3 separate regions of the Homo sapiens genome follow, and all the other regions are linked to region 2. A link is a loop called in an ENCODE intact Hi-C map of the cell type or tissue named here. Cell type or tissue: heart right ventricle. All regions are shown on one strand. Each heading gives the region's core, and the rest is flanking DNA. Links, peaks and the distances in the headings are about the cores only. Region 1 holds the start of LOC105376208 (a long non-coding RNA gene). Region 2 overlaps LOC105376205 (a long non-coding RNA gene). Region 3 has its middle 59 kb from the start of KLF4.

The links. Peaks named below come from ENCODE experiments on the same cell type or tissue, not always from the same donor. Only the 100,000 strongest peaks of a DNase experiment are listed, where the experiment ranks them.
Region 1: a loop joins it to region 2, with 2.9 times the contacts of the local background. A loop is called at or near these places in 27 of 110 quality-filtered maps.
Region 3: a loop joins it to region 2, with 18 times the contacts of the local background. A loop is called at or near these places in 5 of 110 quality-filtered maps.

Annotation. Positions count from the first base shown.
Region 1 is chr9:107,734,249-107,744,218 of GRCh38, forward strand. LOC105376208 (a long non-coding RNA gene) reads left to right here and starts at 551. Exons shown (of 7, transcript XR_930229.2): 1 at 551-644. It overlaps LOC124902242 (a long non-coding RNA gene), which reads right to left and starts at 234. Exons shown (of 2, transcript XR_007061719.1): 1 at 157-234. RefSeq lists enhancers at 3,946-4,447, 4,448-4,947, 5,077-5,577. In heart right ventricle, for the core only: no CTCF peak of the experiment used is centred there; DNase peaks (open chromatin) are centred at 4,353, 5,503, 6,150 and 6,513; H3K27ac peaks cover 3,653 bases.
Region 2 is chr9:107,633,141-107,643,110 of GRCh38, forward strand. The region is part of intron 8 of LOC105376205 (a long non-coding RNA gene); the gene reads left to right. Among named protein-coding and RNA genes, the nearest start is that of KLF4, 150 kb to the left of the region's middle. RefSeq lists enhancers at 3,873-4,421, 4,422-4,970. In heart right ventricle, for the core only: a CTCF peak has its summit at 4,556; DNase peaks (open chromatin) are centred at 4,831 and 5,911; H3K4me3 peaks cover 1,753 bases; H3K27ac peaks cover 3,244 bases.
Region 3 is chr9:107,543,638-107,553,607 of GRCh38, forward strand. No RefSeq gene overlaps it. Among named protein-coding and RNA genes, the nearest start is that of KLF4, 59 kb to the left of the region's middle. In heart right ventricle, for the core only: no CTCF peak of the experiment used is centred there; a DNase peak (open chromatin) is centred at 4,781; H3K27ac peaks cover 1,864 bases.

The DNA.
Region 1 (9,970 bases), core at 885-8,884, 100 kb after region 2:
ACACTGTATATATATGTATATATGTATATATATGTATATATATATTTCTCCTTTTCCAGCTTTTCCAGTTACCTGCACACACACACACAGATACACACACACAGACGCACATAAGCATCTCGTATATAGAGTTTCCTCTTTCTTAAGCTGCCATACCTCAGCAGTCATTGGACACCCCCACATGGCTGTCAGGGCCAGCAAAGCTGTATCCCCTTGGAGAGGCAGAAGAAATTCACAGTCCCCTTGTAAAATCTCTCACTTGCCTTGCACTTAGGGGATGTCAAAAGTGTTCTCTCTCTGCCAGCTCCTCACTTTCCATACCCCCTTGAATCTCACATATTTACCACCTTGTTTTTTCCTTCTTTTTTTCTTTACAATTTTTCAACAGGGCCTTTATTTTCATCAAACGAGCATTTTAATGCGTAGTTCAAGAGAAATTCAGTCCGTATGTTTCAGATTCATTTACAGTTAAATCATCAGTAGTTTTGCAATCACAATTTGGCAGCCAGGAGATCTTGGAGGCTTTTTTTTTTTTTTTTTTTAGGCCCTTTGACTTGGAGTCAAGATGTGCTGTACAGTTTGGTGCTGAGTGCTCTGGACGCCCCAGCAGGGCCGGAGAAAATCTGCAGAGGCAGCAGCAACTGGTAGGTGGAGCAGGGGTTTGGGCCTGCGGACTGTGCTTGCTTCTTTACCATGTGCTCAGAGGCCACTTATCTGAAATGAACTGTGCATTGTCACCCTGGGCTCGGCTTCTCCATCTATAGACTAGGGTGTTACCTACACTTATGAACGTCTTTGTGCTTCATTCCTTTTATCTTGAAAATAGGCATAACAGTAATAGGCTATGAAGGATGCATAAGCTATTCAGGGAAAATGCTTAGTATTTGGCCTTGTAAGAGTTCTATACGGCTGGGCACGGTGGCTCACACCTGTAATCCCAGCACTTTGGGAGGCCAAGGTGGGGAGGATTGTTCGAGCACAGGAGTTTGAGACAGCCTGGGGAACATCGTGAGACTCCCATCTCTATAAAAAATAAAAAAATTAGCTAAGCATGCTGGCATGCACCTGTGGTCCCAGCTACTTGGGAGGCTGAGGTAGGAGGATCTCTTGAGCCCAGAAAGTAGAGGCTGTAGTGAGACCTGTTTGCACCACTGCACTCCAGCCGGGATGACAGAGCAAGACCCTGTCACAAAAAAGAAAACAAAAAAGAGTTCAATAACTCAATGACGGTTACTATTGTTCACATTCCTGCCAGTTGGGTAGAAAATTGCCAATATTGAGGACACCTTGTATGTGCCAGGTGCTGTACTGGCTGCTTTTAACTCAGTTCTAATGAGAATCCCACCTTGTCTCCTACCTCTGCCTCTTACCTTGCTGAGTGTCTTTTCTTCTCTGCATGATTCGCTCTTCTCTTGACTTTCTTGACTGGCTGCAAGTTCACAGGGCTCTGTTGCAGGTCTCCTCTTTTCTGTATCCATACACTCTCCTTAGGCAGATGCATCTTTTTCTATAGATTTAACAACTTCTATGCTGTATTTTCATCCTCAACTTCTTCCCTGAGGTTAGGCCCATACATTCATATTCACTTGGATGTTGCCAGGGGCCTTTAACTCAATAGACCCAAAGCAACATGCTTGACCTCTCTGTTGTCCTCCCCACCTCCTCTGTCTCCAACAAATGGTCCTGTGTGCTTGATTCCTTGCCCTGGCTAATGCTATCACCACCCACCTAGTTACCTAATCCTGGGCACCCATCTTGATGACTCTTTCTGTTTAACCACCAGTCTAATAAATGACCAAGTCCTGTTGATTTTATGGATTTCAGGCTTTTTGAATTTGCTCCTTCCTCCCAGTTTCTGCAGTTCAGCAACTCAGGCTCTGGCAGTTCTCCTAATGGCAGCAGCAACAGCCCTTCTCTTACCTCCTGGCTTCCAGCATTGCCCCCTTGGAAGTGTGTCTTCCACTTGCGGCTGGGTGAGCTTCTGAGACAGGTCAGAATTTGCTTCTGGCTGCAAACTGTCTAAAGAATTAACAACCAAACTCCTAACTTTCACATTGAATGCTTGCTGCTGCCTATCCTTAAGTTACTGACCCACCCTCATCCTTGGTCTCATCTCCTGCCGTTAATTAAAACATAACAGTCTGGTAATCCCTGGGTGGGTCCTGAAGCCACTTTCTGAATGATTGTACTGGGGTGACATTCCAGATCTATTTGCTGTTTTATAAACTCAGGACATTGGGGAGATAATGGAGTAAGGGTGCCTCACTGTGCTACCTCCAGCAGACGCACATCATGCCTGCCTGCCAAGCAGAGCTCTGCAGACCAACTGCAACCCAGCTTCTGCAAGGGACCACAGATGCTGGTTCTCATTGGCAGTGCAAGTCAAAGGAAGTATGATGGTACTCTCTGGGTATAAGCTGTGGCACTTCAGGATTTGTTGAAGGGCAGGAGCTGGCTCTGGGTGGCTGAGGCAGGCCTTTTGACCTGCTCTTCCCTCATCACTAGGACTGGAGCAGAAGAGAAGCATCCTTGAGTCTCAGCAGAGCTCGTGGGTAGTCAGTAGGGTGGCTGTGAATTTGTAGTGGGAGGCTGACCTGCAGAGATGGATATCAGCTCTCTGCTTTCTTTCAGCCAGGACCAGGCACCCCACTCTGCTCACTCCATATTTTTATGCCAAGAGGAGAGAGATTGAGATGGACTATGGTCAAGTGCCTTCAATGAGCCTAGCTTCATGACAATGGCACGTGAGTGTAACCAGAACCCAGAATATTCTCATAGAAAGTGGTGGTGGCCTGGCTGACATGGTGGTGCGTGGCTGTAATCCCAGCACTTTGAGGGGCTGAGGCAGGAGGATCCCTTGAGCTCAGAAGTTTGAGAGCAGCCTGGGCAACATAGCAAAACCCCATTTCTACAAAAATTAAAAAATAACTGAGAATGGTGGTGCATGGCTGCAGTCCTAGCTACTCAGGAGGCTGAGGTGGGAGGATTGCTTGGGCCCAGGAGGTTGAGGCTATAGTGATCTGAGATCATGCCACTGTACTCCAGCCTGGGCAACAGAGCAAGACTCTGCCAAAAAAAAAAAAAAAAGAAAAGAAAAGAAAAGAAAGAAAAGGAAGAAAGGAAGGAAGGAAGGAAAAGAGAGAAGAATGTGGTGGCCCATGTCACCTGCTTCAGAATGTAGAACAAAATAGGATCAGAGTTTCTGACTGCTGCAAAGCTCCTCTGCAATTTGTTCTAGCAGATGCGCCCAGGACAGTCATACATGTTAGTGGACCAGGGAAAACCAAGCTGGGTGGACAGGAAAGCCCTGGAGCGAAAAAACCTGAATGTCTTTTTCTGTCTCCAGTGGCGGTTGGCTTGCTCTGGTCGCCCACTCAGCTTTTCCCCTGGACTCCAGAGGCCTGGTACATGCATATCTCCAAGAGAGTATAAACCAAGTAAAACTGATGTCTGTGTAAACTACTGAGGAATCATGGAGAGGGAGAGATGAATTCTACCCGGGGTGGGGCAAGGATTGGCAAAGAAAGGGACATTTATATTGGGTTACGGAAGAGGAATAGGAGTTTTATGGGCAGAAAATAGGGAAAAGCATTCACTGCAAAGACAAAAACCTGTGAAAAATCGTATTTAAAAGCTAGTAAAGGGGCTCACCCTAAGGGAAGAGTGGGGAAGATGAAGCTAGAAGGAGCCCCGCAGGGTGAAGGGCCAGAAGTTATGGGGGCTGAGAAGACTGGGCACTCTCCTTATCATGCCAAGAGGTGCTAGACTAGTGGGGTAAATTTTCCTGCAGCAGTTTCAAGTTGACTCGAACCCTGGCCTTTTCACCCTGGGCCCTATGCCCTTTTATTTTCTGTCTTCCTCCCGCCCTCAGAGTAATTTCAAATAGGTCTCATTTAAGTGAGTAAACATCTCCAATTCAGGCACCCTTCCAAGAAAACGAAAAACACAAAACAAAACAGAAACCTGGGGATTTTACTACTTGGAGCGTGGAGGGAAGAGGCATGCCCAGGCAGGAACCTAGCTCCAGACAGCTTGGGTGGGACAAGAGGGCTGATCAGAGATGCTGGGATTCCCACTTGGGAGACCAGCCCCAGGGATCTCCTTGCATTGCTTCTCTTTTTCAGGGGAAAAGAAATCTCAGAGCAAATATTTGTCATGAAAAGGAAATTTTGGCCGGCCTCAGAAATCACAGATAATTAAGAGATATGATTTATCATTCGTGATGTTTCCCCGTCATGGCCAGGGTATGAGTAAGTGTTTTTCAAGCTGCTTGGCCTTAAACTCAGCGGCGGCTGCTGGGGAAGGCTCTTCTCGCACGTCAGGGGCCTTGCTCTGTCGTCGTTGGGACACAGGCAGGGGCTGGGCAGAGGCTGGGCAGAGGCCTCTCAGTAACAGTTCCCTGGACCGTGAGCCCTGCCTGCCGAGGGAGGATGGCCTGGCAGAACGGAGGGAACGCTGGCTTTGAAGCAAGGCAGACCTAGGTGGGATTCCTTCCTCTGTCATGGCCTCCAGCAACTTCCTTAGCTTCTCTGAGCCTGTTTCCCCCTTTGTGGAGTTAACACAGAGGTTCTCAAATGAAGCAATTTTGCCTGCCACCCCAAGGGACACTTAGCAATGTCTGGAGACATTTTTGGTTGTCACACTAGGAGTAAGGGTACTGGTGGTATCTGGTGGGTTGGGGCCAGGGATGCTGCCACATGTCCTGCAATGCACAGCACAGCCCTCCACAATAGGGACCTGTCGGCTTCGATTGTCACTAGGGCTGAGGTTGAGAAAGCCTGAGTCAAAGCAATGACACAGACCTCAGAGTTGTTGAGAAGATCAAGTGAGATCATCTATCTGTACTGCCTGACACAGAGTGAGCCCCAGATAAATGGGATAAATGGAAGTTTAAAAAGTGGCTGCTAAAGTCATTTCTCCAAAAGGTTATAAGGCCACCAGTCTGGGGTAGTTCTGAAGGAGAGATGCCAGCCGGGAAGAGAAGAAGGCTAACCAGACCTACCCTCTCTAAAGATTCTCCCTCCCACCCTCCCTTTCTTCCTTCTTTTCCTTCCTCCTCCTTCAAATGTTTACTGAGCACCTATTAGCAGCTAGAAATGGGATATAGTAGGGAATAGAACAAAAAGATTGCTGTCCTCATAGAACTTTCATCCTAGTGAATTTCCCACAAATGAATAATATACATTATGATATGCCAAATGGCAAAACAAAATTTTTTTTAATCCTATAAAAAAATAAAGCATGATAAGGGGCATAAACAGGAGTGCTGGGGTGTATGTGTGTAATCGCAGTAGGTGGGAGCAGGCCTTTGAGCAGAGGACTGGAGGACATGCAGGCGGGAGTCCACCAGAGTCAGCGTCCTATTCAGATCCCGGAGCTCCGCTCCTTGTCCAGAGGGCAGCTCCCAGCCCTTCTCAGATGGCCGGGCTGCTCTTGGCCGGGGTTGAGCGGTCCTGCGCCAGCTCCTTCAGTGTGGAGGCTTTCAGGGAGCACGGGGGAGATCAGCTCTGCCTGTCGGCCCGCCCTGAGCTGACCACAAGGGTGTTTGCAAAGGAAGGGTGGGGGGTTTCGCCGATTAGGGTCCATGTGCTCAGGCCCTGGCTTGAAGGAAGCCTGGCTGGGTGCCCAGGGGGTGAGTTGCTGGCTCTTGGTCTGCCTGAAGGGGCCTGGGGCTATTTGTACTCCACCCCAGGTCCTGGCAGCTGACTCAGGGCTGCCTGCCATGGCAGAGGCAAGGCCAGCTTCCAACTTCAGGAGGAGTGTGTCTGCAAGTGGGACCTTTGCCATGGTGGGTGGGGGAGTGAGAACATTAAAAAAAAAAAAGAAAAGATGCCACCTGTAACTACCTTCTTCTCGGGTCCTCAGGGCTTTTCCCCACTGTGCCTCCTTGAATGCCTGGGAGAGATAGTAAGGAAGTAGGATCGACAGGACTGGGTGTCTGTAGGGTGAAGAGATGCAGGGTCTTGAAGCCAGAGAGATGGGGGAGGTCAAAAGTCTTTCCACTTTATCATCACTTGTTTCCATTTAGCAAAAGTCTTTGCTGAGCAGTCCCCGCATGGCCAGCACTGGACTAGACAATGGCATCTGTCTTGTTCCCAGCGGCACCCTACATGCCTAGCACAGAGCTCTACGGATAGTGGGGGTGCAATGAGTACTTGGGGAATAAATATTTGGGGCATGTGGATTATCTGGAAGAGAAAAGACAAATGGCAGGCCACCATCGTCTGGGTCACCTGGGTTGGGTAGCTAAAATTACACATAAGATGAGAGTTTGGAGAGGTGGCTCAGAGAGGAGAGGCAGGGCTGAGGCAGGTGGAGAGAGATCTGGAGGCAGGTCTAGGAAGCGGTGAGGGTGCCTTTCCCTGGAGCCATTGCAACTGATGGTTAGGCCAGGGATTTAGGGCAGAGCCATCACCAAAATGAGGAGACAGGGGGAAGACATGAAGGCTTTCAGAATAGGGAGTGAATGAAGACAAAAGGACTGTTCCTGGCTCCACGCCTCTGCTCATAGTGTTTGCCTTGCTTAGGGATCCCGCCCATCTCCACTCTGCCAATTCCTGGATTCATGCAGTCTCAAGCTTTGGAGGAATCTTTTTTTTTTTTTTTTTTTTTTTAAGACAGAGTCTCACTTTGTAGCCCCATGCTGGAGTGCAGTGGGGTGATCTTGGCTCACTGCAACCTCCGCCTCCCAGGTTCAAGTGAGTCTCAAGTCTCAGCCTCCCAAGAAGCTGGGATTACAGGTGCCCGCCACCATATCTGGCTAATTTTTTAATTTTTTTAGTACAGACAGGGTTTCACCATGTTGGCCAGGCTGGTCTCAAACCTTTGAAGGAATCTTAAAGGTTACCAGGTCCGTCCTCAGCAGCATCCCCTCCAGTTGCTTCTCCACCATCCCCTGGGGTCTGTTGTTCAGAATATGCTTGACATCTCTAGGGATGGGGTGCCCTCTGCCACCCCACATTGCGGAACAGAGATTGCAAAATGTTGACCTGAGGCCATATCTGTCTTTCAGACAGGACTTGTTTAGTTTTCTATGTGTTTAAACAATTTAAACATTATTCTCCAGTATTTAAAAATCAGATTTTACACCCAGAAATATAAATGATTTCTGGCTTATCTTGACATGGAAAGATCTGGCCACACTGGATCCACATTCTCAAATGGCAAGAATTGGCTGAAGCTGAGGAGCAGCTGCCCCTTTAGATGAAGCACATGCTCTGGGGTTTTCTGCTCTCTCCACCTCTTCCTATTAAGCCCACCCTGCTTTCCTCATGTGCATAATCTGCCGGTATCTGTAGCCTTTGGGGCTTATGAATAGGGCAGTCACTGGAATCAGTCAAATGTGAGTGCAAATTCTGACTCTGCCACTTGCCAGCTATGGGTCAGTGACCTGACCTGAGCCCCAATTTTCTCAAGTGTAAAATGGGAATCATAACTCTCACCTCTTGGAGTTGTGAGAATTAAATGCAATGATGTATTTACAGTACCTAGTGGAATATCTGGACGGCATAGGTAATTTATCAATGGCAGCTCTGATTTTTGTTATTATTCCTTTACTCCCTCAATTTATCTGGATTTCAGAGGTCCCTCCTGTGTAGAGTCTTCCTGACTTCCAAAGAGGTGAGGGGAGTTAGTGCCTGGCATTTGTGTGGCCTGGATGTCCAAAGCCCTTTTGCACAGATTCACAGATCACATTTGTGCCGTGCCCTCTGCGCCTCCCTGCTCCCAGCTCCTCGATGCCACTTGCTGTTGTCCTCATTCTGCATTTTCTCCCTGCGTTGCCTTCCTGGTCAGAACTCAGTCCCCCTCCCCATGCCTGGCATAGTGCTGTGGGCAAGGTCTGCAGGCCGCAGGCTTGTCAACACGGAGACCCAGATCTCCCTTTCCAGAGAGGCAGGGGCTGTCATGGGAAAGAGGCTTGGGGTCAGAAAAACCTGGTTTCATTCCAGCGCTGCCACTTTCTACTCCTGCAACTTGGATCAAGTTATTTCTAAGCCTCAATTTACTTGTCTACGAAGTGGAGCTATGAAGACATAGCTCCAGGGTTAGCATGAGAATTAAATGAGAAAATACAGTGCCTGGTGCCAGTTGCTACTTACTGAGGGCCAATCTCTTCTGCTTCCATCTAACTGCTCCAGAACTTGATAAGCTGCTCAAGCAGCTACCATTTTCAAAGCACCTCATTTGTGCTAGGAGGGTTGCTGTCAGCTCCCATCATGCAGTGATGAGTCTGAGCAGCCCCTGCCCTTAGGGAGCTCCAGCAGTGGGTCCAGCACCCTCTTCCTGCTGCACTGTGAGGATTAAGTGCCCCTCCCCAGGGCACAAAGAGGGTTTTGCACAAAGCCTTGGCTTTTCCCAGATGAGAAAGCAGAACAAGGCCAGGAGGCATGGGAAGCGATGGGTGCTCTGGTTGATCATAGGAGCTTCTCTCTCCAGAGGAGCAGGGTGGCAGGATGCCCAGGGTGGTGGGAAAGCCTTACGTCTCCTGTTCTGGAGATGAACAGGGCTTCTTCCTGAGAACTCTGGATGCAGCCCAAAGCCTGCTCTGCCTTCCCTGCAGGCCAATGAGGCCCAGAAGATGAGCGCAGCTCTGCCTTGGGCACGTCTGTACCTGGCAGGACCTTCCTTTCCTTCTCCTTGGAGCCTGGTTGGGGGCACCAGCGATATCTGCCGGGAAATATCCTGGTGGCAGGCATAGGCCAGGAATATGACGGAAAGGCCCATAGAATTTTAAGAAGTTCTGGGAAGAAAACTGGTGTGTTCCGGCAAGTGTTTTGCATTTTTTTGTTTTTCTCTTTGATAGGAAAAGCATGCAGTTGGATTTTTCTTTGGCAGTTCTTTCCTTCTCAAAATATGGAGCTCTGGGAGGGGGCACTACATGGGCCTGGAATCTGTGTGGTCCCTGAGACCTTTGGGAGTGTGTGAGGCAAGAACATGGAATGAGCTTGCAGTTCTGATAGAGTCGCATGTGTCAGGGAGTTATCCTATCAATTAATACAGATAATAATATCATGTATTGTGTGCTTACTACGTGCTGGCACTGTGCTAACCATTATTTTTTAGTATTTACTTATTTGTTTATCTATTTGGGACCAGGCTGGGGTGCAGTGGCCCAATCTCAGCTCACTGCTACCTCCACCTCCCGGGTTCAAGGGATTCTCATGCCTCAGCCTCCCGTGTAGCTGGGATTACAGGCATGAGACATAGCACCTGGCTAATTTTTTATATTTTTTAGTAGAGACGGGGTTTCACCATGTTAGCCAGGCTGGTCTCGAACTCTTGACCTCAAGTGATCCGCCCGGCTTGGCTTCCCAAAATGCTGGGATGTCAGGCATGAGCCACCAAGCCCAGCCTATTTATTATTATTTGTTCCAATTTATTTTTATGGCCGGGCACGGTGGCCTCACGCCTGTAATCCCAGCACTTTGGGAGGCCAAGGCGGGTGGATCATGAGGTCAGGAGATCGAGACCATCAAGGCTAACACAGTGAAACCCCGTCTCTACTAAAAATACAAAAAATTAGCTGGGCGTAGTGGCGGGCGCCTGTGGTCCCAGCTACTCGGGAGGCTGAGGCAGGAGAATGGCGTGAACCCGGAAGGCGGAGCTTGCAGTGAGCTGAGATCGCGCCACTGCACTCCAGCCTGGGCGGCAGAGCGAGACTCTGTCTCAAAAACAAAAACAAAAACAAAACAAAAAATAAAACATTATTTTTATTTATGTATTTATTCAAAAATTTTTTTAGAGTCGAGGTCTTGTTCTGTTACCCAGGCTAGAGTGCAGTGACATGATCATAGCTCACTGCAGATTTAAATTCCTGGGCTCAAGTGATCCTCCTCCCTCAGCCTCCCAAGTAGCTTGAACTACAGGCACATGCCACCATGCCCTGCTCTGTGCTAATCTTTTTACATGCATTATCCCTTTTCATTCACACAACAACAAAGGAAATGTGATCATGCTCATTTTACAGGTG
Region 2 (9,970 bases), core at 1,263-9,262:
GTATCTATTAAAGAGGAGGCAAGGCCAGCCAACCTTGCAGAAGGAAAACAAACAAATCAGACATACATTATTCAGGGGAGGTGGAGGTGTGCTGGCTTGAGCTGGATCCTTCCCTCCCTCTCTTTTTCTTTTTGATTCCTTAGGACTTTCCTCTTTTGGAGCGGTGGTATGTCAGCACAGTGGAAATTCGAATAGGGGCAGTTTTTGTCCCAACAAAGGACTGGACTGTGATGGAAGGTCCCCTGCCTGTTCACTGCTAAATAGAACTGCATGTAAATAAGATCATTTGAGCTGTGGTGGGTTTTGAATACACAACCATCAAGGTAAATGAGCATTCCAAAGAAATCCTGGCTCTCAGACAATGCCTGAGTTAAAATGAAACTTGCTTGAAAATTAAAGCCAATGTTCAGGCTTCAGGTCATGTGAGGAAATGGGAGGCATTTGCCGGTTCATTCACCCATGCGCTCATTCACCTAGCTGCATCCTGGATTTACAAAGGTGGAAAGGATCATTCTAGCAGGAGAGAGAGAGACAGTGAGGAGTTAAAGATAAGACATTTGCTGCTATCTCGGAAAATATACAGCCTAAGTGGAAACGCACAGCAACCCTCCCTTGCTTCTGTTCTGACTGTGTCTACTATGTGCCTCAGACCGGCTAGACACCAGGAGGAACAGAGAAGCTGAAGACATGACGTGCCAACCAGCTAATGTAAAGATAGGATAAGTGTGAATAAAGAGTTGACAGAGGAGGGTTAGAAGGACACTGCCATTTATTGAGCACTCACTTTGTACCAGGCACTATGTGGGGGTCTGGTGGGTTGTGGGGGTAGCATTTAGCCTAAATTAACCATTGCAACAATTGTTGAGTCAGTATTATTATCCCTGTTTTACAGGTGAACAAACTGAGTCTTAGAGGGGTTAAGGTCTTTGCCTGGTAAACATCAGCACAGGGAATCAAATCCAAGTGTTTCTGACTTTCCAGCCTAGCACTGGTTTTTGCAAATAATTCTGTGGCAAGAACTATATGACTAGCGTGAGGTAGTTTCCAGTGAATAAGAAAGCAAGAATCTGGCCGGGCGCAGTGGCTCACGCCTGTAATCCCAGCACTTTGGGAGGCCGAGGTGGGCGGATCACAAGGTCAGGAGTTCGAGGCCAGCCTGGCCAATATGATGAAACCCCGTCTCTACTAAAAATACAAAAATCAGCTGGGCATGGTGGCGCATGCCTGTAGTCCCAGCTACTCGGGAGGCTGAGGCAGAAGAATTGCTGGAACCCGGGAGGCAGAGGTTGCAGTGAGCCGAGATCGCACCACTGCACTCCAGCCCGGGGCGACAGAGTGGGACCCCATCCCCCCGCACCCCCCCCCAAAAAAAAAGGGAGCAAGAATGTGGTACTGACATGAGTACTGAGAAAATCCAAATCCAATGCAAGATAAAATGTTTTGGTTAGCATTTATCTAAGAAAGTTTTGGAAAGCAAGTTGTATATTTGGCTTTGAAGAAGTAGTCCTTTCATTCCAGGAACCTCAGCTTTGTTATTTTCTGAGGCTATGGTTTAAATCACATATTCCTGGTACATTGTGAAGAAGTTTCTTGAGACAAAGGCAAGAGGGAAAAAATATGATCTGTCATGGCATGGGAGCTGAAATTCAAGTTTTAAAATCACTTCTAAACAGCTCTGAGCTTCTATGATTTGCTAGAATCACAGAAAGACTTATGTAGCTCAAGTTGGAGAAAGCATGTCAAGATTGCTAAGGCTGCAAAGAGATTTTTCAATTCCTTTTTAGTTTTTAAAATTATTATTAAATTAAAAAAAAATGAGCCCAAGATGAGCTCCACAGTTTCCTCAGACGGGATTAGATATGACTTTCAGGTTTTCAAAGTTCAATTCAATTTGAGTTTCCTGTGTCCTAAAAATGTCTTCAATTAAAAGCCAGAAAAAAATGTATTTTTTTCATCTTCATCAAACTGAAGAAAAAAAATGGCTGAAGGGATTTTATTCAAACTTTTCCCCAAAATTCACCTTTTGCCAAGACCCAGCATGGAAAATTTCAGCGCAAAAGGATCACTCTTTGGCAAGTTCCCTGAGCTAATGAAAACAGAGGGGCATAAAGGGAGTCTGTGTGCAGCTCTAACTATAGTGGTCACTGCAGCCCACATTGTGTGAGAAGAAGGGCCTCATTCAATAACCCCCCTTTTAAGTCTTTTTTATCATCAATATGGATGAGACTTAGATTTGACGTGGTCACCAAACAAAAGGCCCTCACTTTATGAATACAATCTGGGTAATGGCATTATTTCAAGTGGCTTCGCTCAGTTATGACTGGCTTTGGAATAGTTATTGTTGATTCATTCATTCATTCATTCACTCACTCATTCATTGTACAAGTATTTACTGAGTGCCAGCAATGTGTGAGGCACTTTAATACATGTTGGGAATGCTATGGTGGCAGGCATAAGCGAGGCAGTTCCTGCATTCGTGGGTTCGTGGGAGGAAAAGAAAAACAGATTAAATTACAAACTGTGACAAATTCTGTGAGGCAACAGAAGAGGGTGCTGAGATAGAGAAAACCGGGTTTTGTGGTGATAGGAGGCCTACATTGTACTGGAGGCTAGTGAAGGTCTCATATGCATTCATTCATAATTTAGCAAACATTTAGTGAGTGGCCGCCATGCTCTGGAGTCTATACTGATCTAGACACCATTTTTGCCTTCAAGGTGCTCCTAGACCAGTGGGAGAGCAGGCAGGTAAGTAAAAAGCTCAGATGCTGGGTGACAAGCGCTTTAAGGCAGGCATGTGCCATATCTAATGTGGAAACAGGAAGGAGATCTAAAATGCTGCGGTTGGTGGTGGTCAAAGAAGGTTTCTCTCAGGGGGAACGATTCAACAGACATTTGTGATAGTTGATGTTTGGCAAGATAGAGGTGAATGAGAACTAGGGCTGCTTTCAAGGAGTCTGAAGTCCAGTCTTGCTTCCGGAGTCACCTCTTTGAGAGCCTGGATCCTGTGGTGTCTGACCCGCCTCTCCAGTAGTAAGCATGGAGCTTGAGTCAAAAGAGGTGCTTAGTAAATAACAGGTCCCTTTCTCTGACATCTCATGGCACAACTCTTTGGATTTAGTCTAGTGGTGAAGAACTTGGCTACTGCAGTCAGATTGCATGCGTTCAAATTCCAGCACCCAGCTGTGTTACCTTGGGCAGTTTTTCTCTGCACTACAGTTTCCCTACATACAAGGCAGGGATGATAATGATACCTGCAGACTAGGGTAGTTATAAGGACTAAATGAGATCATGCTTATATGATCACTAAAGATATGACCAGCATACCTCATCCCAATGTGTTTTTAAGTGCTGCTTATCACCTTCCACAACCCACCCCCACCCCCCATTCACTCAATCCAACAATTATGGATTGAGTATTTTCAGTCTTAGGCATTGTGCTGGGTGCTTAGATTCAGAAAAATCTTGCCAGACTCCGGGGTCTCCATCCCCATAGATGGTTAAATTCCCAAATCTCCCAAAATGGAAGTTCTTTGCCTCTTCTACCCAGATAAATAGGTATTTGCTATCTCTGGATTAGCGGTGAATGTCTGTTCATTTTTCATCAGCACATCTGGTTTTTAGGTGAAAAGCTGCCAGGAATTTTGAAACATCTTGTTACTTTAGACATCAGAAGGCAGGGAGATTTCCCATTATTAAATGGATGTGAAAACTTCTTTGTGCCCCAGGGCTAGGGCAAACCTGAGATTTCATAGGTCAGTGAAAGCTCACCATCATTGTTTTTGCTTGGTAATAATTTTATTTAGGGAGGAGGAAGAAGAGAGGGTAGGGGGTTTCCAGAATGATAAAGCAATGTGCCAATGTCATGCAGTTTCGAGAGGCCACTGAGGTGGTAGGGAAAGCATTGCCCATGTGTGGCTCCATCTCCCCGAGCCTCAGTTTCCCATTGTGTAAGATAAGGATAACAGAACTTCCTGTGTAGTGTGGGTTGAGGTTTCAAGGAGAGCATGAATGTGGAAACACATCAGTGCCTTTTGCCTGCTAAATGCTTCTTGTTTATTTCCAGCCCTGCCACATGTTTGCAAATCTTTGCAATGTGCAGTTGGAAGGCAAAGTGGGGATAGAGAAGGCAGATTTGATTTGAGAGTTTGTGCACACAGTGGTGGGTCTGAGTTGGGGGCCTGGCTAGAAACAAGTGGCTTTTTTGGTGGCACCTTGTGCGCCTTCTCTTGAGACAGAGGCTCTGTAACCCCCCTCGGCATCAAACTTCGCACTACCCTCCCTTTGCCACGGCATCCTTCCTTCTCGTCTCCCGGGAGGCCGGACAGAGAACCCAGGCCCAGCCCCAGCCCAGCGAGCCTGAGCCAGACTGCCTCGGGCCGGTCTTGCTCGGCCTCCCTGGGGAATCTGGGAGGCTCAGCCAGGCCTGAGTCGGCCTGGGTCCCGAGGTCAAGGTCGGGGTCAGGGTCGGGGTCCGGTCGTACGCCCTAGCACTGCCTGCGGTGGGGCGCGCACAGTCGAGCGCGGGGCCTCCCCGCAGGCTGCGCTGCCTGCCGGGCGGCCTCGGGAACTGACCAGGCCGCGTGTGAGCGCCGGGATTCCTGATCCTGCCTTAAATATGCCGGTTATTTTTATCTCCCTACGTCAGGCAGCGAAGGCCATCCCACCGGTGGCCCAGGCGGCTGCTACACAATGTTTCCCTTTAGTCGGGAGGGGAAATGGAGGGAGGCCAGACTTCCTGATCACATGGTGCTGAAGTCAATGAAAAAAAATTAAGGGGGACCCCTCCCTTTTTCTTCAATGCCTGATCCAGATTCCCCCCTCCCCGCTCCCCCGACCCACCCCCTCTGGGCTCCGCGCGTCGGAGGGAAGCGCAGCCTCCCAGGCGGAGGGCCAGCGAGGCAGGAGAGCGCGCGCAAACATAAACACGAGACTGTTGCAGTAATTGGTGGCTCTGAAAACACTGAGGAAATGAGAGGCTTGTACGAAACATCAGCCGACAAGAAACGGGGTGATGTCAGACAGCCTTCCAGGATTAGAAACCCTTAAAAGCTCCGAGCCCGCGGCCGCTGCGGAAAACTCGGCTCTCCCGCTGTCCCGGGTAGGAAGCCGGGATTTCGCTTTTGCCCGACTCCCTCGGGGCACTCGCCCTCTCCTCTCTTCCTCGCTTTCTCGCTTTCTCTCTTTCTCTCTTTCTCTTTCTTTCCTTTCTCTCTCTTCTTTTTGTTTCTTTTCTTCTTTCTTTCCTCTTTTTCTTTTCCTTTTCTTTTCCTGTCTTTCCTCTTCTCCCTCTTGCGCCCCCCCCCCCACCCCCAACTTTTTCTCTTTCTGTTTCTCTGGCTGTCACTGTCTCTCTGTCTTCTCCCTGTCTTCTCTCTCTTCGTTTTTTTCTTTAACCTTCTTTATTAAAAAGAAAAGAAGAGGCCACATCAGAAGATTTCCATTTCTAAGGCACCTTGTACTTTTATATCTTTTCCCTCCTTTGAAACACCAAACAGGACCCAACTCCTAAACAAGTCCAAAGGGACAAGTAAAACTGGGGTGTCAGTCGCTTGAGTTTGTTATAACTTTCTCTTCTTCTCAGTGCCCTTCCTCACCCCCCTTTTCGGATTAGAAGTTCATATTGCAATAATTCGCCAACATGTTGGAAGGGCTGGAAATAAACAAAAAGCATTTACCAAGGACAACAGCCCACCCACCCTGAGATGGGGAAAATGCTTGCAAAAATCTGGCCGTTTCAGAAGAGAATATAGATTTCCTGGTAAAATATATCCCAGCCACCCAGCTAGTAACACTAGTGGCTGTTGCCCCATTTTCTGTTCATAGTATAATTAAGACTAAAAGTACTTACACGTATGTGTATACACACACACACACACACACACACACACCCTCCCTCCTCCAGGCCACAGGGCAGGGTAGCTAACAGCCAGTGAGCAGGGAGGATCTTGTACCACATCCAGCAGGAACTTGCGTGTGTCTTAAAGTTGGAGGCCAGTTACTCAGTGACATCTGTTCAGTGACATCAAAAGTGATGTCTGTCAAGCCTTTTTCTCTTCGTGTCTGCCAGGATTAATGAGGCAATGTTTGGAAAGGGCTTAAGCCCCCACCAAGAAAGGCACCCAAGACAGCTTTTCAAAGAATGATTTATGTCCAGCTTTATCTAAATAGGAACCGAAAAAGCATTTTTCTTGTCTGTAGAGCAGGTGAACTCAACACCTGACTTCTTGCTCAGGTGCATTTCAGAAGCTTTCAAATCTGCCTTATTAATTGGTCTGATACCTCTTTACCATGAAGGCACTTTTTTTTTTTTTCTTTCTTCCTGAGACCCCAGAAAAGGTCATATCAAGGCTGAGTTTGTACAACCTTGGAGGAATATGACTGGTTCCAAAGACTTGGTTTCCTTCACTGCTGCTTATGGTGAGAACAATGTCCCCCAACCTGAACCCTCCTCCCTCCCCTGCACACTCATAAATCTTGTGGTGATTTAGTTCCCCTCAATGCTTGACACTCCTAAGCTGTAGTAATTTGAGCCAAGCATACTTTCTGGTTTTATCCAGTATACCTGCGGTTATACCACTCACCGAGAAGTGGATCACAGCTCTGTTTTCAACTTCTTTTTTTTTGAGACACATTTTCACTCTTGTTGCCCAGGCTGGAGTGCAATGACATGATCTCGGCTTACCGCATCCTCCGCCTCCCGGGTTCAAGCCATTCTCCTGCCTCAGCCTCCCGAGTAGCTGGGATTACAGACATGCGTCACTGCACCTGGCCAATTTTGTATTTTTAGTAGAGACGGGATTTCTCCATGTTGGCCAGGCTAGTCTTGAACTCCCGACCTCAGGTGATCCACCCACTTCAGCCTCCCAAAGTGCTTGGATTACAGGCGTGATGGACTGTGCCCGGCCTGTTTTCCACTTCTTATGGGGACATTTTCCATCTCTGATATTTGTCTTGTGCTTTGCAATCCCAGGGGGCAGCCTCATCTCTTCCTAGTCCTTATGTTGGGTAAAAGTGTCTCTACTCCTGCCACTGCTCCACCTAGCCACTTTGGCGTCTCCCTTGCTGTTTTGTTTTGTTTTGTTTTGTTTTTTTCCTTTTGAGACAGAGTCTTGCTCTATCACCCAGGCTGGAATGCAATGGCGCGATCTCCGCTCACTGCAGCCTCCACCTTCCAGGTTCAAGTGATTCTCCTGCCTCAGCCTCCTGAGTAGCTGGGATTACAGGTGCCTGCCACCACGCCTGGCTAATTTTTGTATTTTTAGTAGAGATGGGATTTCACCATGTTGGCCAGGCTGGTCTTGAACTGCTGACCTCACTCGATCCACCAACCCGCCTCAGCCTCCCAAAGTGCTGGGATTACAGGTATGAGCCACTGTGCCTGGCCATCATCATGTGTTTATACCAAACTTCTCCCCGTCCCCTCAGTGAACTCCCCACAGCCCTCTGGGCCCCCCATGCTCTTAGATCTGCCCTCCTCTCTGCCGGGAATGTTCTTTTCCTCTCTTCACTGCCTAGTGAACTTCTTCCCACTCAAAGCCCAGATACAGTGCTGCTGCTTCTCCAAAGCGTTCCCAAGTTTTTCACCCAGAGCCAGCCTCCTCTGTCTTCCATGCCTTGCTGTCCGCTCACACTCCCATAGTGGTGTATGTTGGACTCCAGCGATCTTTTGACCTGCCTGTCTCCTTCACTGGAAGGGCTCCTTCCAGTGTGGGCTTCTCCACACAGGGATTGGGTCTTGTTTGACTTTGTGTCCTAAGAGTACATAGAGCCCTAATGCATGGAAAGGCTCAGTGAATGTTTGTTGAATGAATAAAAGAATGAATGAAGCCAGGCTTGGTGGCTTACATCTGTAATCCCAGCACTTTGGGAAGCTGAGACAGGCAGATCACCTGAGGTCAGGAGTTCGAGACCAGCCTAGCCAACATAGTGAAACCCCGTCTCTACTAAAAGTACAAAAATTAGCCGGGCATGGTGGCAGGCACCTGTAATCCCAGCTACTCAGGAGGCTGAGGCAGGAGAATCACTTGAACCCGGGAGGCGGAGGTGGCAGTGAGTTGAGATCGTGCCACCGCACTCCAGCCTGGGTGACACAGCTAGACTCCATCTCAAAAGAGAAAAAAAAGAATGAATGGACCGAGAACCCATTCTCTAGGGAAATCACAGCCTATCTGACAGGATTATGGAGTGCTCTAGGGCCTTGCACATGTCCCCCAACCCCCAGCCTCCAGAGCTCACTTCTGACTTGATTTAATGAGATGATGCAGTGATTTGTATAACTCTAAGCTCCTTCTCCCTTTGTGTCACTGAATCAGCCTAACATTATTATCCCAACCCACAAGAGGGTGAGGGAGAGGGAGACAGGCTGAAGGAGAGGAGGTGACTAGCAAAGGTTTTGTATCCTTTGCTAAGGATACAAGAAGTGGGAGAGCCAGGCTCAGGTCAACTTGAATACAAAGATCCCACCCCATCCCCACCCCACCAAACGTATATTCATGAACACACACACACATACAGACACACATACACACACAGATCTAGCCATTTGGCAGCCCAGTAATATACGTATTGTTACTATTTCCATTGTATAGATGAGAAAACTGAGACTCAAAGAGGTTAGATACTTGCTCAGAGTAACACAGCTATGTAGGAAAAACCAAGTAGGAAAAATACATTCTTATTGCCATAACAAGCAACTAGACCAAGGATTTGGAAGCAGAAGAGATAAAAAGACATGAATCCCAATGATTTGGCTTTATGCCATCTCTATCATTTTAGACAATCTTGATGGTACGAAGATGCTGGAGTCTGGGATTCTTTTTTTTTTTTTTGAGACAGTCTTGCTCTGTCGCCCAGGCTGGAGTGCAGTGGCACGATCTCGGCTCACTGCAAGCTCTGCCTCCCGGGCTCATGCCATTCTCCTGCCTCAGCCTCCCGAGTAGCTGGGACTACAGGCACCCGCCACCACGCCTGGCTAATTTTTTTGTATTTTTAGCGGAGACAGGGTTTCATCGCGTTAGCCAGGATGGTCTCGATCTCCTGACCTCGTGATCCACCCGCCTCGGCCTCCCAAGTGCTGGGATTACAGGCATGAGCCAGCACGCCTGGCGAGTCTGGGATTCTTAGGATGGGTGTGGTGGAAACACTGAGCCATCACTTTATCCAACCTATTTTATCCCCAAGTGGCCAAGTTGGGGCACAGAGTGGGCTAAGTATGAGCCTAGTGTCGCACAGTCTGTGAGTGAGGGTCCAACCTACAACCCAGGCAGATCTCACTCCCTCCTAATGTTCCTTCCTCCTAAAGAAATGTCTTGGAGCCAGGCAATTATGATTTTGAGATTATTTCCCACTTTCACGTTTGACCCTGAAGAGAATCAGAAACAAGAACTTTATGACATTGTTTCAGACATCAATGGAAAGGTGAGGTGGGCAGGAACCCTGAGACAAGCCCTGGGGAATGGCAGACATATTGCCTGCACTTAATTCTGTTTGGCAGCAAAGGCAGAGCTAGGTTTGATCTTTGGCAGAAATGACATTTCTTGGACAGTTATCTCCCTTGCATTCTTGTTACCCCTAGATGACCCATAGCCGGACATCCTCATCAGGGTCATCTTCTGCCTACATGTTGGAACTTAGGGAAATTTCATAGCTTCATTTGATAGCCAGTTACTAGCTGAGTGGGTCTAGCAAGTGATGTAACCTCTCTGAGCCTCCATGTACTCATTTGTAAAATGGGGATGAATGAAGTACTTGCCATGCCTACTTCACAAGATGTTGATATATGTCAGATGGGTCTACTTATGTTAGGAGGGCTTTGTGATGTCATGGCCAAATATAAGTTGTTAATGTGACCATTAGTGGCCATGGGCCAGCTATAAGCAGCCAGGTCAAGAGGCCAGCTTCCACAGACGGGGTGGGACAGGGTAAGGGCATAGAGGCAGAGGAGAAGGGAAAAAAAGCTATCAGGCTGGTA
Region 3 (9,970 bases), core at 906-8,905, 90 kb before region 2:
GATGGCACTGAAGTCTCCAAAGCTGGAATATTTCATTTAGTATTTTCAGACCTTTGCTGACCTCCGGTAGCTGAAACTGAAGAAGGCAAAGCCTCCAATAAGGGGGAGCTACTGTATTCTAAAGAAAGCAAACACGTAAATAAATGGGTAAACACAGCAAAATGTAAGCAAATGAGATAATGTGTGACAGTGTATACGTACGAAGAAAATAAAAAGGGGCTGGGCACTGTGGCTCACACTTGTAATCCTAGCACTTTGGGAGGCCGAAGTGGGCAGATCACCTGAGGTTGGGAGTTCGAGACCAGCCTGACCAACATGGAAAAACCCCGTCTCTACTAAAAATACAAAATTAGCTGGGTGTGGTGGCGCATGCCTGTAATCCCAGGTACTCAGGAGGCTGAGGCAGGAGAATTGCTTGAACCCAGGAGGCGGAGGTTGCAGTGAGCCGAGGTTGTGACATTGCACTCCAGCCTGGGCAACAAGAGTCAGACTTCATCTCAAAAAAAAATAAATAAATAAATAAAAGAAAATAAAAAGGATAATGAGATAGAATGCCAAGGTATTTTAGAAGTAGATAACATGAGCAGAGACCTGAGTTGCAAACACGGAAGTAGCTGGCAGAGCATGGCAGGCAGTGTTGAGAGAGGCCAGGAGAGCTGGACACCAGAATGCTTGCTGGCCCAGGAGGCAGGGGGAAAGGCAACTGGAAGGCGAAAGGTAACAACAGCTCAGTCCTACCTTGAGTATCTTCTATATTCATGGAACTACTTTTAGGCCTCAGTGAGGTTCATAGGTTTTCTTTCTTTCTTTTTTCTTTTGTTTTGAGATGGAGTTTCACTCTTGCTGCACAGGCTGGAGTGCAGTGGCGCGATCTTGGCTCACCGCAACCTCCACCTCCCGGGTTTAAGCAATTCTCCTGCCTCAGCTTCCCAAGTAGCTGGGATTACAGGCATGTGCCACCACACCTGGCTATTTTTGTATTTTTAGTAGAGATGGGGTTTCTTCATGGTGGTCAGGCTGGTCTCGAACTCCCGACCTCAGGTGATCCGCCCGCCTCGGCCTTCCAAAGTGCTGGTAATACAGGCGTAAGCCACCGTGCCTGGCCCATATTTCAAGTGCAATGGGAATGTATCACTTTAATATTATCTTTCTGACTTCTCTTCCTGCAAGCTACAGATTTCTGTCTCTACCTTTCAAAGACTTCCCCACTTTAAGGCATTTTCAGAGCCAACTGCTACTACATTTCAGGGCAAGTCTTGTATTTTAGTTTTAAATTAAAACAAAACAAAACAAAGCTGTATCCTTTGTGCAAACAACATTGTGACAAAAGATAAAGGAAAAGCAATCACTTCCCTATCTCTCCACCATAAGTAGCAATACCAACTCTCATCTTCCATATGATGTTCCAGTACTTGCAAATATGTGTAATTTTTAAATACTTCCTTAGGTGAGAACAAGCCATGGCAGGGAGCAAAACAGAACTAAATTACCAGTTAATACATCCACTCCCTTTTTCCTCCTCCAGCCTACCCAAAGTACATCTAACTTTGTACTGAGCCGGCATTGTGCAAATTGTTTTAAGTGCATTATCTCAAATAATCAACATAACAACCCTGTGAGGTATGTGCTATTATTATTCTCATTTTACAGAAGATACGCGGAGGCTTAAACAGATTAAATAAATTGCCTAGGATTATGTAAATTGTCACTGACAGTAGGCAGGACTCAAATCCAAAATACCAAAGCTGTTGTGCTCTAGATCCTGATCTAAGACCCTCTCTCTGGGGCTGCATTAGTTACTGGAAGGCCCCACCCACCCCGGTTCTGCTTAAACAGAAATTTCTGCCTTTGCCTAGTAGGGCCAAAAAATGGACTATCATCGGGTTTCCTTCGTATTTATCTCACAAACTTACTGTAAATAATGTTGATCATTCACATGCATACAGCTTTGTAAACAGATACTATTTACCAAATTCTTTCAAATGTATTACCTCACTTGATGCTGACAAGATAACCACCGAAGGAGGGCTCTCTTAGTGTCCCTAGTTGAACTGATGAAGAGGACGGGAAACTGAAGTGACCAGTTCAAGGTCAGACTGCAGGGGTCTTCTGCTGCCAGACTGGGCACATGAGGGTTGGGTTGGGTGGCTCATATTATCAGTAGATGACTAAATGTTTTTTTTCCTTTGAGACGGAGTCTTGCTCTGTCGCCCAGGCTGGAGAGCAGTGGCGGGATCTTGGCTCGCTGCAACCTCCGCCTCCCGGGTTCAAGCAGTTCTCCTGCCTCAGCCTCCCAAGTAGCTGGGATTACAGGAGCGCGCCGCCATACCCCGCTTATTTTTATATTTTTAGTAGAGACATGGTTTCTCCACTGTTTCTCTCTTTTTTTTTTCTTTTTCTTTTCTTTTTTTCCTTTTCTGTCAGTGCTTGTTGCTGTGGCTGATATTACCCAGGCAGAAGAAGAACAAATGTCCTTAATTTGCTTCTTCATAAAGGGCTTATACTATTGAGTGCTCCAAGACTTGCTTGCCCCTTGGAAACCATTTGCTGTTTCCTATGTCACTGTCTTCCAAAGAATCCTGTGAAGTAATGCAGGCATACTATGTCCAAAGTGACCAGCTGGGTCAAGGCAAAGTTGAGCTGCTTAATTGGCTGTTCCAGTTTTTCTTCTATCACAGATCATCCATGATACCAGCCAAAAGCAACTCTGCTGCCCATTTGAGCAAGGGCATTGAAGCTCACAAAAGGCTCATGAAGTTAACAGCACACAAAGGGCTTTCATATCTCTTACCTTAACAATCCCTAGCAGGGGAGGCCATCCTGTTATTTGTCACTGAGGCTGGAGTGCAACGGCACGATCTTGCCTCACTGCAACCTCTGCCTCCTGGGTTCAAGCGATTCTCCTGCCTCAGCCTCCCAAGTAGCTGGGACTACAGGATCCCACCATCATGCCTGGCTAATTTTTGTATTTTTAGTAGAGATGGGATTTCACCGTGTTGGTCAGGCTGGTCTCGAACTCCTGACCTCAGGTGATCCGCCTGCCTTGGCCTTCCAAAGTGCTCGGATTACAGGTGTGAGCCACTGTGCCCACTCCATCCTGTTATTTGCATTAACCATTGCGTATAGATGAGGAAACTGAGTTCTAGAGACTACACAGAGCTAGTAAGTGACACAGTAAGAATTACAGTCTTACCGTGAATTATGAATCCAAGTTTAATCCATGCTTTTTCCAGTACACCATGCCTTTACCCCCCTCCCTGACAAAAAATAGCTATGAAACATTCAGCAACCCTGAAATTGTTGATTTACTGTAGTGCTCCCTCCTAGGATAATGCACCTTATAGATCTGTTTTCCAGGCACCATTTGAGCATCTGGCAAATGGGAGGATCTTTCCTCATGGCAGCTGGAAACCAGCAAGTAAAACATTTACCAGGTTATTGACATAATGAGTCTGGGTGTTTGTTTAGGTATCAGGCAGTTATTGATTGCTTTTTAACACTGTTTTGAAATGAAAATAAATGTGAGAATAAGCCCCTAAATGGCCCTAATAGAATGTCAAGACTAATCAATACTTGAGTATGATAAATTTATAATCCTGGGAGGGACTGCTGAGGGGAACCATTAGTTCTGTCTGACTGCATAATGGGGTTGGGGGCTTACAGGATGGGAAGGCTTTTAGGAGGCCTCTGAGGAGGAACCAGAGGAGGGGGCAAGGGCAGGGGTTAGTCAGTAGATGAAGAATCAGGAACTTCTTGCGGATGGTCTCATGTCAGTTACAGGACTCTTTGTTGTTGATACCCAAGGGCAACAGCATATTTTAGCCACTTTAAATGAGGTTGCCTTCTAAGAAAGGAACTATCAACTAGGATGAAACCAGAGATATGCAAATCTCTGGTAAAGACAGAACAGCTGACTAGATCAAGGCCCTCCACAATTTTAGCATTTCTAAAGAAAGATTGCGTCCATCTAATGGAGGCTGGAGTCATTCCTGGAATTTTGGAAAATAGGAACTATTATTGATGGGGACTTGGAGTCTTTCTCTATTAAAGTACTAATTTTTAGATCACATGACCATAACATAGGACCCTTCAAGACTGTAATGTGGCTTCTCAAGGGCCGGTCTGTCTACAGGGAGAACTTCTCCCAGTCCTGCCCATGGGGGCCAGGAGCCTGCTGAAGCTGGGAACCTGTGGGAGCAGTTAGTGGGCAAGAAAAGCTCGGGAGGACGAAGTGAGCATCAGCTGTAAGGAGGAAGGAGGAAGGAAACCAGACTGACAACTGGGTTTGATCAACCAAAGATCACAGTGACCTTGTTAAGAACTGTTTTGGGAGTAGGATGGGCCTGATGCCAGTTTTGAAGCTGTGCAGGGAGAGCTAAGGCCATAACTGGAGGGGAAGTCGGGTGAAAGGATTACTTATTTTTTAATTTTTCAGTGTGAGAAACCTGGGCATGTTTGGATGTTGACAGGAAGGGCTGGTGGAAAGAGTTGATTGCAGACACCTTAGGGAGAGGAGTTGTTGGTTAGTGTGATGCTCCTGGGCAGATGGATGGGGAGGTGGCAGACTTAGGTGAAAGGAAGAAGGGAGGCAGGCCCAGAAGTGTGGATGAGGAACACTGGGACTGTAGGATGGGGTCTTCTTTGCTCAGGGTGAATGAGCCTGTTTGGGGTGCATGAGGCTGTTAGTTTGAGGAAGGGGTGGAGGGGCTTAGAACCCATTGTTGAGAGAAATGTGAGGAAGTGTCTCCAACAGGGGAGAGAAAAAGGCTTCCTAAAGTACGTTTCAGGCCCAGCATGAGCCCCCTCTCCCCAGTTCATCTGTAAGGGCCAGCCTCTGCCAAGAAACACAATGTCTCTCTGTCATCAATGATGCAACCGTGAGTAAGAGGCACTGAATCCTGTTTCCGACATAAAAATGAAAGTGATATAAGACACAGAGCCATTGTGAAATCTAGACAAATCTTTAACTATTTGTCATTTAGCACATTGCTTTGCTCACCCTGTGTCTTCGTTTTCCCAAAGGTGGACAACTCACTGAGGGCCCTCAGCCCTTCCTCAGCTCACAAGCGGGACCTCAGGTCTATAAACAGTTTCAGGAGGAAAGGGAAGCAGAATGAGGAAACGAGGCTCCAATGCCAAGCATTGGGGAGCCCGGAAAGACCACATTTCCAAGAATTCCAGGCCCGGAAGTAGGAGCTGGTGAGCGCTTCTTTAAGTCAACCCATTAGGTATCAATAAGATGAACAGGACAATTACTCTGGGGTCAGTTACTCCCCTTCCAGAAGGAATCTTCACTGTGGCTTACTCATTGCTAGCAGGAATCCTTTAAATGCCAAGCTTCCTAGTGCGTTTCATTAGGATTTTAATGTTCACAAACACAATTCCAGGATCATCTCCTGGGCATAATTAACAGGGCCAATTGGATGAGCCACTTTTCTTGGAGGTAGCTTGAGACTGGAATAGGGTTCTTATGCCTAGAGATGTAGAGGAAGAACTTTTTTTGAACTAGAAACTCCCTTCTCTAACAGGTGGATTTGTGACCTTCCCCTTCCCAAGACTTGCTTTGGGCTTGGGTAGAAGGAGAGCAGATTCCCAGAGATGGTCCTGGTTTATGGAAAAGGCATGAGCACAGTCCAGGAATGGATACTGTTGGTGACAGCAAATTAGAAATCCTAGCTGGAGGGTGAGCTGTGGTAGCAAGAGGAAGTTGTACATTTTATTTAGACTGGATTTGTGACATGCTGGCAGCATGTGAAAAATAACAGATAACGTAGATTTGTACATGCCATCTCGGGGGCTGGCATTGCAGTGGAGAAGGGAGGGCCAAAATGCCAGGATCCCAGTTCCACCAGTTTTGACAGTGTAACTTTTGGCTATTGTTTCTCTCATCTGGGAAAGGTCATAATAATACCCTGAGGGTCACTCCAAAGATTGGAATAATTTAATTTGAAGTTCTGTGCAAATTAAGGGACCCATTACAAACATTAACTTTCTTGAAAAAAATCTGTATTATTTTATCATTATTGTTGTTTTCTTTTGTAGAGACAGGGTCTCACTATATTACCCAGGCTGGTCACATACTCCTGGCCTCAAGCAATCCTCCCACTTTGGCCTCCCAAAGTACTGGCATTACAGGAGTGAGCCACCACACCCAGGCTTAATTCTTATAGGCAGAGGCTACACATAAGTATAAGCTTTTAAGAATTGAGGTGTGGACAACATTCATTTATTCTTAAAACTTTTTTTTTTTTTTTTTTTTTTGGAGATGGAGTCTTGCTCTGTCACCCAGGCTGGAGTGTAGTGGCCCGATCTCAGCTCACTGCAACCTCTGCCTCCTGGGTTCAAGTGATTCTCCTGCCTTAGCCTCCTGAGTAGTTGGGATTACAGGCACCCGCCACCATGCCCGGCCAATTTTTGCATTTTTAGTAGAGATGAAATTTCACTATGTTGGCCAGGCTGGTCTCGAACTCCTGACCTCAGGTGATCTGCCTGCCTCAGCCTCCCAAAGTGCTGGGTTTGCAGGTGTGAGCCACTGTGCTGGCCATATTCTTCAAAATTCTGATGTCACTCCGTATGTAGGAGGTACCATGCCAGATGCTTGGGATACATAAACAGTAAGATATAAATCTCTGCCCTGAAAATGCCAAGCATACTGGGGGAGGTGGAAAGCAGTGATCTCAATAAAATATAGTATAATTTGAGCATCCTTAATTCAAAAATTCAAAATCTGAAACTTTTTTTTTTTTTTTTTTGAGATGGAGGCTCGCTCTGTCGCCCAGGGTACAGGGCAGTGGCACAATCTCAGCTCACTGCAACCTCTTCCTCCTGGATTCATGCAATTCTCCTGCCTCAGCCTCCTGAGTAGCTGGGATTACAGGCATGCGCCACCTGTAATTTTTGTATTTTTCGTAGAGATGGGGTTTTGCCACGTTGGCCTGGCTGGTCTCGAGCTCCTGACCTCAGGTGATCCACCCGTCTTGGCCTCCCGAAGTGCTAGGATTACAGGTGTGAGCGACCATGCCTGGCCAAGATCAGAAACTTTTTGAGTGCCATCGTAACACCACAAGTGGAAAATTCCACACCTGACCTAATATGATAGGTCGCAGTCAAAACTATTTCTTGCACAAAATTGTTAAAAATTTTGTATAGAATTGCCATAGGCTATGTGTATAAGGTGTATATGAAACATAAATGAATTTTGTGTTTAGACTTGGGTCTCATCCCCAAGATATCTCATTATGTGTATGCAAATATTCCCAAATCTTAAATCCAAAACACTTCTGGTCTCAAGCATTTCAAATGAGGGATACTCAACCCATATGTGTTGTGAGAGCGAGGGGTAAAAGATGCACTCTGGTTTTGGGATGGGATTCCCGTGTGACCAGAGCTGACTTTTGAGCAGGCTCATTGGAGGCTGAGGAGGGAAGAAAGGCATTGCAGGTAGAGGCCGGGCACGGTGGCTCACGCCTGTAATCCCAGCACTTTGGGAGGCTGAGGCAGGCGGATCACCAGGTCAGGAGATTGAGACCATCCTGGCTAACACAGTGAAACCCCGTCTCCACTAAAAATACAAAAATTTAGCTGGGCATGGTGGTGGGTGCCTGTAGACCCAGCTACTCGGGAGGCTGAGGCAGGAGAATGGTGTGAACCCGGGAGGCGGAGCTTGCAGTGAGCCGAGATCACACCACTGCACTCCAGCCTGGGCGATAGAGCGAGACAAAAAAAAAATAAAAAAGGCATTGCAGATAGATGCAGCTGCATGAGGCATGGAACAGGATGGGCCATGGAACTCCTGGCCTCAAGTGATCCGATTGCCCTCGGCCTCCCTAAGTGCTGGAATTACAGGCGTGAGCCACCACACCTGGCCATATTTCTTTGTTTTTTGAGACAGGGTCTTACTCTGTTGCCCAAGCTGGAGTGCAGTGGTGCCATCATGGCTCACTGCAGCCTCGACCCCCACGTGATCCTCCCACTTCAGCATCCCAGATAGCTAGGACTACAGGCACATGACACCACACCTGGCTAATTTTTTAACTTTTTGTAGAGACAGGGTCTCGCCATGTTGCCCAGGCTGGTCCCCAGCTCCTGGCCTCAAGTGATCTTCCTATCAGCTTCCCAAAGTGGGACTATAGGTATGAGCCACCACGCATGGTCTCAAAACTATGTTTGGATTCAAGCAAAGGAACTTTTTTTGTTGTTTATAAAATATTAAGCCGGGTGTGGTGGCTTATGCCTATAATCCCAGCACTTTGGGAGGCTGAGGCAGGTGGATCACCTGAGGTCAGGAGTTTGAGACCAGCCTGGCCAACATGGTGAAACTCCATCTCTACTAAAAATACAAAACTTAACAGGGTGTGGTGGTGCACTCCTGTAATCCCAGCTACTTGGGAGGCAGAGAGGCAGGAGACTCACCTGAACCCGGGAGGCGGAGGTTGCAGTGAGCCAAGATTGAACCACTGCACTCCAGTCTGGGTGACAGAGCAAGACTCTGTTTCTTTAAAAAAAAAAAAAAGTTGCCATTGAGGTGTAGGTCTTTCCTTCCTTTTATCCCCTTAGGCTCAGCTTTCAGCTGACATCAGCCAGTGTAGAAGGCTCAACTTTTGGTTCATCTCTATGCCAAAATATTCTTGATCTTTGTACCTCTAAACCATCTACTTCTACTCAAAATACATGTATAATTATGCATTTAACCTATACCCAAATAATTGTTTCTCCTGGTTAAAACAGAATTTCCTTAGTTCTGATGACAGGTTGAGGGTGTAAGGTCACGGTTGTGCAGGGAGAAAGGCATATCTCAGCTCTTGAGCTCTGGAGGCAGATTGGCTTGAGGCCATCCAGGCTCCGTCACTGATGACATTAGTTGTATCATTTGGTCCTCTAGGGCTGAGTTTCTTCACCTGGGAAACAGACATTTTAGAAACTACTTTATAGGCCTATTATGTCTATTAAATGACATAATAAGTGTGAAAAATTGCTTGGTATGTTTGGAAGGGAAGAGGAATGTATGATGGAATGAGGAGTCCAGTGGTTTATGATACATATATATATACCATAAGTATAAATAATAACTTATACGTCATATACTTATGACAAATTATATACAACTATATCCTCTTCTCTATACTGCTCTTCCACTTCTAGATGGAAGAAGCTGTCTAAGGAATGATGAAGGTGAAAAAAACAAGTCATATTTAAATGTTCTCTTCTCTGTAATCCCAGCATTTTGGGAGGCTAAGATGAGAGGATTGCTGGAGGCCAGGAGTTCAAGACCAGTTTGAGCAGCATAGTGAAACTTTATCTCTAAAAATTAAAAAAAAAAATTGTTTTTGATTAAATATTCTCTTCTTAGACTCATTGCCTGAACACATGATCAAGTTACAGGGATGTTATCAGATATTCAAAAATATTTGAGGAGGCCGGGCGCCATGGCTCATGCCTGTAATCCCAGTACTTTGGGAGGCCGAGGCAGGTGGATCACCTGAGGTCAGGAGTTCAAGACCAGCCTGGCCAACATGGCGAAACCCCATCTCTACTAAAAAAAAAAACATACAAAAATTAGCCGGATGTGCTGGTAGTTGCCTGTAATCCCAGCTACTCTAGAGGTTGAGACTGGGGAATCACTGGAACCCAGGAGGCGGAGGTTGCAGTGAGCTGAGATCAGGCCACTGTACTCCAGCCTACCACAGAGGAAGACTCCGTCTCAAAAAAAAAAAAAAAAATTGAGAAGGTACAGCATGATGATGAAGAACATAGACTATATTTTCAGACAAACCAGAGTTCAAACCCCAACAATTCCTAGGTGTGTTTACTGCCCTGAGCTTTGGGTCTGTATTAGTAAAATGGGTATAATAATAGAGGTTTCAGATCAAAAAGCCATAGTATAGGGCCCACACAGTGGCTGATGTGTGTAATCGCAGCACTTTGGGAGGCCAAGGCAGGAGGACTACTTGAGCCCCGGAGTTCAAGATCA